Regions from separate parts of the Homo sapiens genome. Here region 2 is linked to region 1. A link is a contact called in ENCODE Hi-C data. All regions are on one chromosome and are shown on one strand. Each heading gives the region's core, a stretch centred on a gene start or an enhancer-like site at or near the end of the contact. The rest is flanking DNA. Distances are from core to core; before and after follow the strand shown.

What was found. Hi-C counts contacts between places; a loop is a spot of excess contacts on that map. Pooled maps may share reads with other maps.
Region 2: a map with no recorded cell type shows a loop between it and region 1 (6-fold over the local background). The contact joins two enhancer-like sites. A Hi-C loop is called at or near these places in 2 of 168 maps with a recorded cell type or tissue (B cell and CD4-positive, alpha-beta T cell), 1 of 37 single-sample maps with no recorded cell type and 9 of 50 pooled maps.

The regions. Positions count from the first base shown.
Region 1 is chr1:182,620,505-182,626,330 of GRCh38, reverse strand. No RefSeq gene overlaps it. Among named protein-coding and RNA genes, the nearest start is that of LINC01686, 8.3 kb to the right of the region's middle. RefSeq lists an enhancer at 3,454-3,513. Within about 2 kb of position 2,963, at least 4 of the 41 ENCODE cell types and tissues checked have a DNase peak (open chromatin) inside an H3K27ac peak, as active enhancers do.
Region 2 is chr1:184,743,274-184,749,099 of GRCh38, reverse strand. The region is part of intron 2 of EDEM3 (ER degradation enhancing alpha-mannosidase like protein 3); the gene reads left to right. Among named protein-coding and RNA genes, the nearest start is that of EDEM3, 8.7 kb to the left of the region's middle. Within about 2 kb of position 3,064, at least 5 of the 41 ENCODE cell types and tissues checked have a DNase peak (open chromatin) inside an H3K27ac peak, as active enhancers do.

The sequences.
Region 1 (5,826 bases), core at 1,714-4,213:
AGCAGAGGGAGGAATGACAAATGACTCACCAGAGAGGATGGAAGCCAAACCTGATCCCAGAGGGTGAGCAGGGAAGGGTGGGGTGGGGGTTAACTGACAAGGGGCAAGTTCTTCGCCTCAAGAGTCCCTGAAAGGCTCAGGTACTAGAGGAATCAGCAGGAAGGTGGGCAAGAGGGATGCTGATGGAAGCAGGACTGTTTCAGAGCCTGCTGAGAAGGGTTCACTTTACCCTTCCCTCCACTTCCCTAAGATACCATCTGTATAAACCCACAGATTCCTTCTCCTTTTCCTTTTCTGTAAACCTGAACCCTTCTAAAGGCTTTAGGTCTGGGAAATCCAAAGCCAGGAAGATCTGCAGGCTACTTTTGTTTTTCTACTCTGTACAATACTTGCCTGACAAAATAAGGTGCAGAGTCAGCTATTTGCTTGAATGAAGGGAAATAGGAAATTTTAGGTAGAAAACACACACAGACACAGACAGACACACACATACATTAATATTGCCAAATATCATCTAGCTACTTATACAGAAATATTTTATGGCTTGTTTATTATCCATTTTTTAGTATTATACCTTATGCAGTATTTCCACCTTAAATAAATCTGGGGGGTAGAGCAGACACAATTATTCCCTACCATAGTGCAGATAAGGGGAATTGAGGCACACAAAGGTTATATGACTTGTCTAAGGTCAAACAACATGTTGCTGTCTAACCAGAACAACAGTCCTGGACTCTGGGCTCCAAGATCAGTATTTCAGCATTCAATGATGAGTGCTTATTGCTCTTCAAAAATATGGGCAGACAGACAAAAAAGAAGAGAGAGAATATACTATATGATTCCATTTATATACAACTCTAAAAAATGCAAACTAATCCATAGTGACAGAAAGCAGATCAGTGGTTGCCTGGGGCTAGGAGGGTGGGGAGGAGGGGAGCAGGGATTACACAGAGGCATGAGAGACTTTCGGGATAGTGGATGCGCCCACTCTTTTGATTGTGATGATTTCACTAGGTGTTTGCCTATGTCAAAACTTGTCAAGTTGTCCACTTCAACCATGTTAACTGTATGTTGATTATCCCTCACTAAAGCTATTTTAAAAAATATGGGCATAAATGACTCACTTGCTGGGCCTCCCTGCAATAATCATTTCCACCTTTTTAACATTTACAGAACATCCAAATACATGCTAGACATATAGAGGGGATATATGCAGAGGGGTACAATATCCCCCTGCCTTCATGGGGAAAATGCTTAAAAGAGAGGGTTTCAAACAGGGAAGTAAAGAGAACAAACATTTACCGAACATCAAACATATTATCTTTTTCAATCTTCACTAAACTCTACATGACGGATATTATCATCATATCCATTTTCCTGGTAAGGAAATTCTCAAGCCAGTAATAGCTGGGGTTTGAGGGAGCCAGTAACTAACACCTCTGCTTTTCACTCACTTCCTGAGTTCAGAACCCTTTGACACAGGAGTCAGATACCTGATGATGAAAACGTCAGCTTTATTACAGAAAAAGCTGGTTTTGAGGGCTTGGCTAAGAGCCACATGCTGCCAAATGGGTGTGCTAACAGATTCTCCTGAATTGAACTTAATTCTCAAACTGCAGACTTCCTCTCAGGCTCCACTAAACTTACCATAGAGTAGGAATTGTGGGTCTCCTGGGGACAGGCCACTCCTGAAGAGAAGTGAGTATGTCTGGTTCCTTTTTCTAAACTCACCAAGCAATGAGTTGCTACTTCTATGGGTAGGGCTTACTAGATTTAGGGGGAAAGTTGGGGAGAGAAGTCACAATTATAACTTTAGGGCAACCCCTTCTCATGAAAACATAGGAATCAAAAAGAAGTGTTGCCCTGAAAGGTTAAGTGGGATTCAGACCCAGATTCATGTTCTAAAGCAGTTATTACATCCATGGTTTTCATTCTAAAAATTTTGTGCAAACTAATTTATGTGCACCGAGTCCTAAATTAAATGGACTACAGGACATTGGATTTGAAGGAACACAGTGGTGAACTTTTTGCTAATGGGTGACTTTTTATATTCTTTCATTCATTTAAATAGTTTTTGTGCACCTATCCTGCAATAGGCCCTGAGCCCATCACTAGGCAGGCCAGGATAAATGTCCTGGCCTCTCCCTGTCCTCAGGGAGCTGGAGGACTCATCAGCCATCTCCAAGTTTCAGCTCTGGCCTCAGCTTTCTTTTTCAGCATATCTTCTGTTGACTGATTCCTTTTGTGCCTGCTATAACCAACAAACAGGATTTCTCCTTGAGGCCTCAACACATAACACCCCACTCCCTTTCTCATCCCTTGACTTTACTTATACTGTTTCCTATACCTGGAATCCAATTCAGTTAAGCAAACATTTTTGAGCATCTGCTGTGTTAGAGCTGTGAGAGGTAGAGCTACAAAAAGGAATAATATCTAGCTACAGTATCCTGTAAAGCTTGGCCTTTAAATGTTTAAATCCTATCCATCCTTCAAGGTCCACTTCCTCCATGAAGTCTTCTTAGGTTCCTCAATCAGCTGTAATCACTGGTATTTGCCTCAATTGTAGCTTTGAATGATGCTTTCACCTGCTGACCGAGGACTCCTCAGCCACCTGTACCTAAGGGAGCACAATGGGAATACCCCATAGTTCCATGACTCACCTCTATAGCCGCGTCCCTGAAAAATCGAGTCTTTCATTCCCATGCCTAAAATGTTGCTGCCCAGCATACAATGGGCAGGAAAGGACACAATCAATGGATGGCAAAGACCACCACTTACTTGGCCTCTCCCTATACCTTGCTTGGCTACCTCCCCCCGAGTTCACCTTTGCCTCAGTGGCAAAGGAAGACCCTCCTGTTGCCATGGCTACTGGTCCTCTCCCCATACCACTCTCCTGACCTCCCACCACATCCCCTGCACTTCAAGCTTGAATGCGCCTCAGCTGCAGATGCTCTCACCTCCCCCTCCAGTCCAGGACCTCAGCCTTTCCGGTCCTTCCTTTCATTCCTTCCCACAGTCCTAACCCTTCGCTAGGAAGCCAGAGCTGCTCTGTCCTGGGCCCAGAGCCAGGTTATATTTTGATGCAACCCTAGGGACTCTTTGGGGTTTTTTTCCAGGTTTAGACTTATCGAACATCTTGCCAGACCAGGGAATATAGTCAGATTTCTTTTTCTGCTGCCTATACAGGAAGGAGAAGTGGGGGAGTCCCCTTCTATTATTAGAGAAATTTTGGTTTGCAACAGAAATTCAACTCAAACCAGCATGAATAAAAGGGAGTTTTGGTGAGAATACTGGAACACCCCATGGAATCTGTGAGCAGAAACAGTGAGCAGAACCCTAAGGAATGCAGAAGCCCTGACTTTCCTCCTCTTTTCAGTTTCTCTCTGCGTACTACCTTTCTCTTTTCTTGCTGACTGTTCTCTGTTTACCAGTTCACATGGCAAAAAATGGTCAATAGTTCCCACATTTACATCATCAGTCTTAACACAAAGATATGGCCAGGTGTGGTGGCTCACGCCTGTAATCCCAGCACTTTGGGAGGCCGAGGCGGGCGGATCACGAGGTCAGGAGTTCGAGACCAGCCTGGTCAACATGATGAAACCCCGTCTCTACTAAAAATACAAAAAAATTAGCCGGGCATGGTGGCGGACGCCTGTAGTCCCAGCTACTTGGGAGGCTGAGGCAGGAGAATCGCTTGAACCCAGGAGGTGGAGGTTGCAGTGAGCCGAGATCGCACCATTGCACTCCAGCCTGGGGGACAAGAGCCAGACTCTGTCTCAAAAAAAAAAAAAAAAAAAAAAAAAAAAAAAAAAAAAGACACTGAGAGGGAAACCAATCTATCCTTCATCCTGGGGTCCAAAATTCCCAGGTAAGAGACGGATTGGCCCAGGTTAATTTGAATGTGCTCAATCTGGTCAAGGAGGCAAGATCACATTATCAGAGCACAGCATTTCTGCTGCAACCACATGGACACAAGAAGGGAAGGGAAACTTTCTACAGAGGGGTACTGGGGCCAAAATCCAAAAGGTGTCTCCCAGACCCTCTCATGGAGCAAATTTTAACAGCCACCTCTCTAGGAAACTGGTCCCCCTCATTCTACATCTAGCCACCTAGGCGATATTGCTGATAATATGCTATTTACAGTTGTATCTTTTGCACCACTCCCCACCCCTCCTTAATCTCCTGGAGGACAGGGGCATGCTTAGGGTTGTTTGTGCCCTCCAGTGCTTATCCAGTGCCTGCACTCAGCAGGTTCATCTCATGTCTGCTGAGAGAACATGATGTTTACATGTACCAAGAATTGTTCTGGGCCCTTGACACATTAACACATAATCCTTGAAATAACCCTATGAGGTAGGAACATGTGAGGAGGGCGAGGAGGGTATGTAACTTGTCCAAAATCACAGTTAGTCAGTGTCATAGCCAGGATTCAAACCCAGGTGGTCTGGCACTCTGCTCTTAGTTCCTGGCCAGTAGACTTCACCACCTCTCCATCTGTGTTTGGTGAGTTTCTAGCTTAATCCTCAGGTTTTCTCAAGAGAGCCAAATCTGTAGATGCACACAGGCAGCGGTGTTTCTGGATAAGAAGGGAAAGTAGGAGTCAGGAGGTACTTGGCTCTTCCAAGATGGAACTGGCTACTCTCTCTTTCATGCCCATACCTTATCTGTGCACAGGTAGCACCTGGAACTTTTTCCTTCACCGATTTGTTTATGTGTCTGTTTTACATACATGACCAGTAGTGTTTGTTTTTAAAATTTATTTAATATAGTCTTATTTTAAATAAAAGTATTGCTGGGCAACTGGTTTTAAGTTGTATATGTAGAAGAAAATAATAAAATTAACTATCTCTTATTCATCTCCCCTCTGCTCCACCTCCCTTTCTCCAGTGAAAACCATTTTCAATGTTAAGGTATTCATCTGGTACTTCCCCTATATTTCTAACTCACAGAGTATGTGGCTGTCTCTTGAGTCATTAATTTCAGACATTAGTTATAGACTTCCTATTATGGTAATGAAGATATTAAAATCATGTACATTTTCCTCTTTTCTGCTAGCTCCCTAGTCCCCCAATTTCTGGTTAACAAAGCTTTTGTTATTGTGATTGTATAAATATTGTTTGCTATTAAGCCAAGTAATATATCTTATTTACCTGTACATTCTTGCATATTGTTTTTCTTTTTTCCTGGAGTTAGTAATTGCCTCTAATTTTTATTTGTTTAGTTTTCTATCAGCACCTGACTAAGCCCTCCCATGTGCTCCCACAGCTCTGTGAAACATGGCTCAATAACATTTCCACATTGTCAAGTCTATCAGATTTTTTTTTTTTTTTTTTTTTTTTTTTTTTGCCTCTGAGACATCTTTCCTGGAGCTCTTTGATGTCTTATTCAGGGTTGGCTGCTCTCATGGCCCACTGTTGTCCTACCCTTCCTTCCTTTGCCTACTTCCTGAGAACTCCTTCTACTTTCCTCTTATCTCTCGAGTTCTGTCTTCCACTCCATCCTTTCCTGTTTTATGGACTTACATATTTTCTAGTGTAGCTTTCTGAGGGTACATGGGAGATAATGTTTTTGAGACTTTTCTGACTGAAAATCTTCATTCTCTGCTCACTCTTGAGGTGGGTGACATAGAATTCCAGGTTGAAAATAATTTTCACCAGGCGTGGTGGCATTCACCTGTAATCCCAGCTACTCAGGAGGCTGAGGCAGGAGAACCACTTGAACCTGAGAGGCAAGGGTTGCAGTGAGCTGAGATCGTGCCACTGCACTCCAGCTTGGGTGACAGATCAAGACTCCATCTCAAAAAAAATTTATTATATTATTTAAAAT
Region 2 (5,826 bases), core at 1,815-4,314, 2.1 Mb before region 1:
TTTGCTTTTTAGTTTGCTGATTCATATTATTTAAAAATGTTTTAGGGCTCACTTAAGATTAAATAGCAGTTTCAGTTTTACAAGATGAAAAGTTCTGGAGATCTGTTGTGCAACAACGTAGATGAAATAGCAAATTCTGGAATTCAAAAAAAATTTTGCACATAAATTGTAATTTGAAAAGAGTTTAAGCATATTATCCTGAAACTTATCCCTTATAACCTTGTTTTTACATTTTAAAATATGTCAGCAGATTTTCTTCTATGATTACAACGTATAAAATGTAGTTGGGAAAGTTTGGCAGAGGACTAGCTTTAGTTCTGCTTAAAATATTTTTCAACTGATTCTGTGAATCCATTTTTTATCATATATTAACCAAATATCTTCATACACTAACATCATTGTTATCTATGAACATCTAAATATATGTAATTTATGCATTTTTAGTTTTAAAACATGTTTTATATTTGACAGTCCTCGTTCTCTTTTATATTGTAAATTTGGAGAGAGCACATTTTGAGTTCTTAATGTTTTTAGGATATGATTTTTTTTGGATACATTTCAACATTAAAAACACAGTTTCAAATTTATTTCTCAAGACCTCAGTCATTCCCTTAATGTTTTTTTTGTTTTTTGTTTTTTGTTTTTTTTTTTGAGACGGAGTTGTGCTCTGTCGCCCAGGCTGTGGAGTATAGCGGCACTATCTCAGCTCACTGCAGCCACCACCTCCCAGGTTCAAGTGATTCTCCTGCCTCAGCCTCCTGAGTAGCTGGGATTACAGGTGTGTGCCACCATGCCTGGCTAATTTTTGTATTTTTGGTAGAGATGGGGTTTCACCATGTTGGCCAGGCTGGTCTCGAACTTCTGACTTCAAGTGATCTGCCCACCTCTGCCTCCCAAAGTGTTGGGATTACAGGTGTGAGCCATTACACCCGTTCTGTTTTTTAATTAATTTTTTTTTGTCACCCACATGTCAACCCTTATTTCTTTCAAAATCATTTATCCCTGGTTAATTCAGTTTGGGCAAAGCATAATTTAACAAATCTAGGCTAATGATTTTGAGATGGCCAAGTGGTTCCATCCTATACCCTCAGACCTTAGCCATCTCATAAATGCGTACTGATGAATGCAGTTCCAAAGTTAAATAAAATAGCATATAGCTGGATAAGTTCAGTTTCTCACAATGAATAGGATCATCTCTTTATAAAGCATGGTATCTTTAATATCTTGTTCTTTTTAGGTAGAACAGTTATATCAATGGCAGAAAGTTATATCAATACATTTTTTCTAACTATAGAATACACTTAGTAGGTTTGTGACAGTGCAGGTACTGAGGGCAGCTTTCAGAGGACTTTCTGGCCTGTGCCTATTGGGACCTAACTGAGTAACTTTCTGCTACAATTAACTACTTAATAAGATTTAAGAGAGAAGGATTTCAGCTTCAAAGACTGGGAACTCTTGAAAGTAACATTGTCTTATATATTTCCAGTGGGACCATACGTGTCCACTGTAATATGTATTTTAAAATGTTCAACTATTTTACAATGTGAGTGACTCTTGCTGTGTACTTCTTCTATATTCAATCTGTGTGAGGTCTGTAACCCAAGATTTAGTCTAGAATTTACACTTCCTCTTTTCAAGTTCTCAACTAACATGACACAGTTCTAAAATATTAACGAGAATACAGTTGCCTTGTATTTGTTATTTGAAGTCAGTTGGAAATTTTTTTCCGGTCCCTACACTCAGAAACACTTTTAGCTTTCTGTAGGGTAAAAGTGTATAGGTTTTGGAGTTAGAAGGGCTTGAGTTCAAATCCTGTCTCAGCTATTTACAGGTTGGACCCTAAACAGGTTATTTAACCCATCTGAGCAGTGTCTTTCTATGTAAAATGAGAATAATTGCAAAGAGTTATTGTAGACTATAGATTTTTTTTTAAAGAACAGGAACCAATTTCTTTAATTTTTAATACATTCACCTTTTTTATATGTCTTGTGCCTGGTACATAAATGCTTAGCAAATTTTTTTGAAAGAACTGAATTGAATTCTTGTGAAGATGAAGTAAAATAATGTTTTTTTTTTTTTGCATTTGATCATTGTGATATATCTTTGTGTTTAAATGCAAAGAAATAATAAACTTAATTAAAAATACAAGTTTAAGGTGAATTTCAGGGCCTGTAAGTCATTTACTTTTTTGTAGTCAGTTGCCTACTATCCTAAAATATAAAATGCCTGGTACATGGCAGGCTTTTAATAAATGTTGAAAGTTTTTCCTCATTTCTCACTAGTTCTTTCTAATACTACTCTCCAGTCTGGTCTACAGTAGAACAATTCCTTTAACCTTCTTGCTTCCCAGGAAAGCAGTGGTGTTTTCCAAAGACAAGCAATATAGTATTATTAAGAGCAAGAACTCTGGACTTGGAGCAGGACACCCTGAGATGGCTCTGCCACCTCTCATCTGGGTTACAATGGGAAAGTTACCTAGTCTTCCTGAGCCTGTTTCTTCATCTCTGCAAAATGAAGACAATGGTTTGCCAGCCTCACAATGTTGTTAGAAGGATTAAGCAAGTTAATATAATGAAAGTGCTTAGAACTAATATCTGGCAAATAGGAAGCATGATGTAAGAATTTACTGCTGCTACTGATAACGACTACTACTATCATTATTATTTATTTCCTGCCTAAATTGAAATTGCCCTCCTAAAATCCACTTAGCCTGTAACTCAGAACTTGTTCTCCAGATAGTACATAGAACTTGCTTAAAGCGCATACATTCTTTCCTGTTCTTGGCATGTGCCCTTTGAACTTACTTTCTATTAATGTAATAGAAGGTTCTATTAATGCTATTTCTTAATAGAAATGTCCTGCCAGCTTTAGGTAGATTACTACAACTCTGCCATCTCTGGACTTAAATCTAGGGATTTTTGGGTTTTTAACACTTATTGGCATGACTATTAATAACGACTATGTTTGACAAATGTCTAGCCCCAGTCAGTCTGCAGTTTACCCACAGTGAATTGCACAGATGGCTTTCTCGTTTACCAAATGACATGAATTTGATGTTTATCTTAGCAGTTCTTGTGTGACCTTATTTAACCCCAGGCCACAGTCACTTTAGGGCTTCTGTTAGCATGTTTTGAGTATTTGTGTTCAGTTTAGTTTGCAGATTAATTTAGATGACAAAATGACATGTATTTGGGCCATCCAAATGTAGAACCTTTTTGGAGCTCCCAGTGTTTTTCCTGTCTGTGTTAGACAACTCAAACTGTTACAAGCAAAAACTATATTCTGGTAAGAGCCCTAAACATTAAAAATAAGCTTGGATAGAGTTGGTAAGCACAATTTCCTTTAGTAGAATCGTACCTAATAACCACTATTAAGCTTGATTTTGTGAAAGCAACAGTAGAATAGTCTTTATTAATCAAACCAAAGGAACTCTTTCAAAATGAACTTCCTGTGCATTTCTAGATTTATGTACATTTTTTTGGAGTGCCTCTCCCCTACCCCCCAATGTTTAAAAAAAATTTTTATTGTTGTAAAATATACATAATATGAAATTTACCATTTTAACCATTTAAGTTTACAGTTTTGTGGCATTAAGTACATTCATATTGTTGTGCATTCATCTCTAGAAATTTTTTCATCTTCCCAATCTGAAACTCTGTACTCGGTGTTTCTCTTTAATGGTTCATTCATCAGAAACAGTAATTCTGTAAACAAAGTATTTTAGGCATGGTACTAATGGGAGTAAGGGAGATATAAATTTATATTTACCTTTTTTTGTGTAGACTGTTGTGGGACTATCATCTATGAGTCATTGTTCCTTGGCCTTTGCTTTCAGAACATCCTAAAACCCTACCAAAATTACACAAGAAATTCTATAGTATCCTCTCAAAACATTTTGTAATCACACTCTGATACTCTACATAGAATTTTAATTCAGTAGAACCAGATCGTTCAGCTAATTCATCTTTTTTAGATATAATTTACAGACAATAAAATTTCAAATTGAGTGCACAATTCTTTTTTGACAATTGTATACAGTTGTTTAACCACCATCACAGTCATGATACAGAACATTTTCATCACCCCAAAAATTTAACTCATAGTTATTTGCAGTAAATTCCTTCTCCCCACCTCTGACGCCTAGCAACCTTGATTTGTGTTTTGTCACTACACCTTTCTCTTTCCTAGGATTTCATATATATGGCATCATACAGTACATAGTCTTTTGATTTACTTTCTTTCATTTAGCATGATGCTTTTGAGATTTATCCATGTTGTTGGAGATATATTGTAATTCCTATTTATTGCTCAGTAGTGTTAGTTGATTTGCTAGAACACAATATTGGAGATATATTGTAATTCTTATTTATTACTCAGTAGTATTAGTTGATTTGATTGAACATAATTTCTTTGTCCATTCACCATTTAATGAGTATTTGACTTATTTTTGGTCTTTGGCTATTATTGTATTAATAAAGCTGCTGTCAACCTGTGAGTGCAAGTTTTTATTTGGGCATACATTTTCATATATTTCCCACCTAGGAATAGGATTACTAGGTCATATGGCAAGTGTAAGTTTAACTTAATAAGAAATGCCAATCTTTTCTAAAATGGCTATAATATTTTGCATTTCCCACCAGCAGTGTATGAGTTTTAATTATTCTGTGTCCTTCCACTTGGTATTTCCAGTCTTACTAATTTCAGCCATTCTGTTGGGTGTATAGTGGTAGTTCATTGTGATTTTAATTTGATTTTTCCTGATGATTAATGACATTGAAAATTTTCCCATATGCTTATTTGCTATTCATATATATATATATATATATATATATATATATATATATATATATTTGTCATTTGTTCTGTTATTACTGAGTTATAAAAGTTAATATGTTCTGGATATTAGTCCCTTATCAAATATATGCTTTGGATATATTTTCTCCCAGTCTGTGCTTTACATTCTAATTTTCTTAACAGGAACTTTTGAAGCACAAATACTTTAAATTATGATCAATCCAGTTTATTATTTTTCTCTTATGATTCATGCCTTTTATAGCCTACCTAAAAAATATTTGCCTAGCCCAATGTCACAAATTTTTTCTTGTTTTTTTTTCCTAGATGTTCTATAATTTTAGCTTGTTCATTAGATCTATAACTGATTTTGAGTTAATTTTTGTATATGATGTGAGGTAAAGGTGGATTTATATATTTTTTTAATGTGGCTGTCTAGTTATTCCAGCACCATTTGTTGAAAATAATATCCTTTCCCTACTGAATTATTTTGAAATATGTGTAAAAAAATTGGTTTATCATGTATACATGGGTGTGTTTCTAGACTCTGTATTTTGTTTTGTTGATCTATCTACCCTTATACAAATATCACATTGTCCTGATTATTGTAGTTTAATAGTGGGTCCTGAACTCAGGCAGTTTAAGTCTTTCAGCTTTGTTGTTCTTTTTTAAAATTGCTGAAGTTACCAGATCTAGGAGCAAAGAGTCAGTTTTTGATGCTGCTTTGACTTGAGTGGTTTAGAGCAGAAGTCTGTTACCTCAAAGCCCTAGTAAATTTAGAGTCTGATATGGAGGGTCTATTATGATTTATTTTATTTTATTTTATTTTATTTTTGCTCTTTCAGCTAGGCACATGTTCTACTTAATTTATATAGGACTCTCATCATCTGAGTTTTATTTCTGAGTGATAATTATTAAATGTTTCTCATGGCTCTGAGTCATATCAATATGAATTACGTATCCCTCAACAATAAACTGTGAAGAGAGAGGAGGTATTACTGTGCCTCAAAAAGCCAGGATGTTTGAAGCTTGATA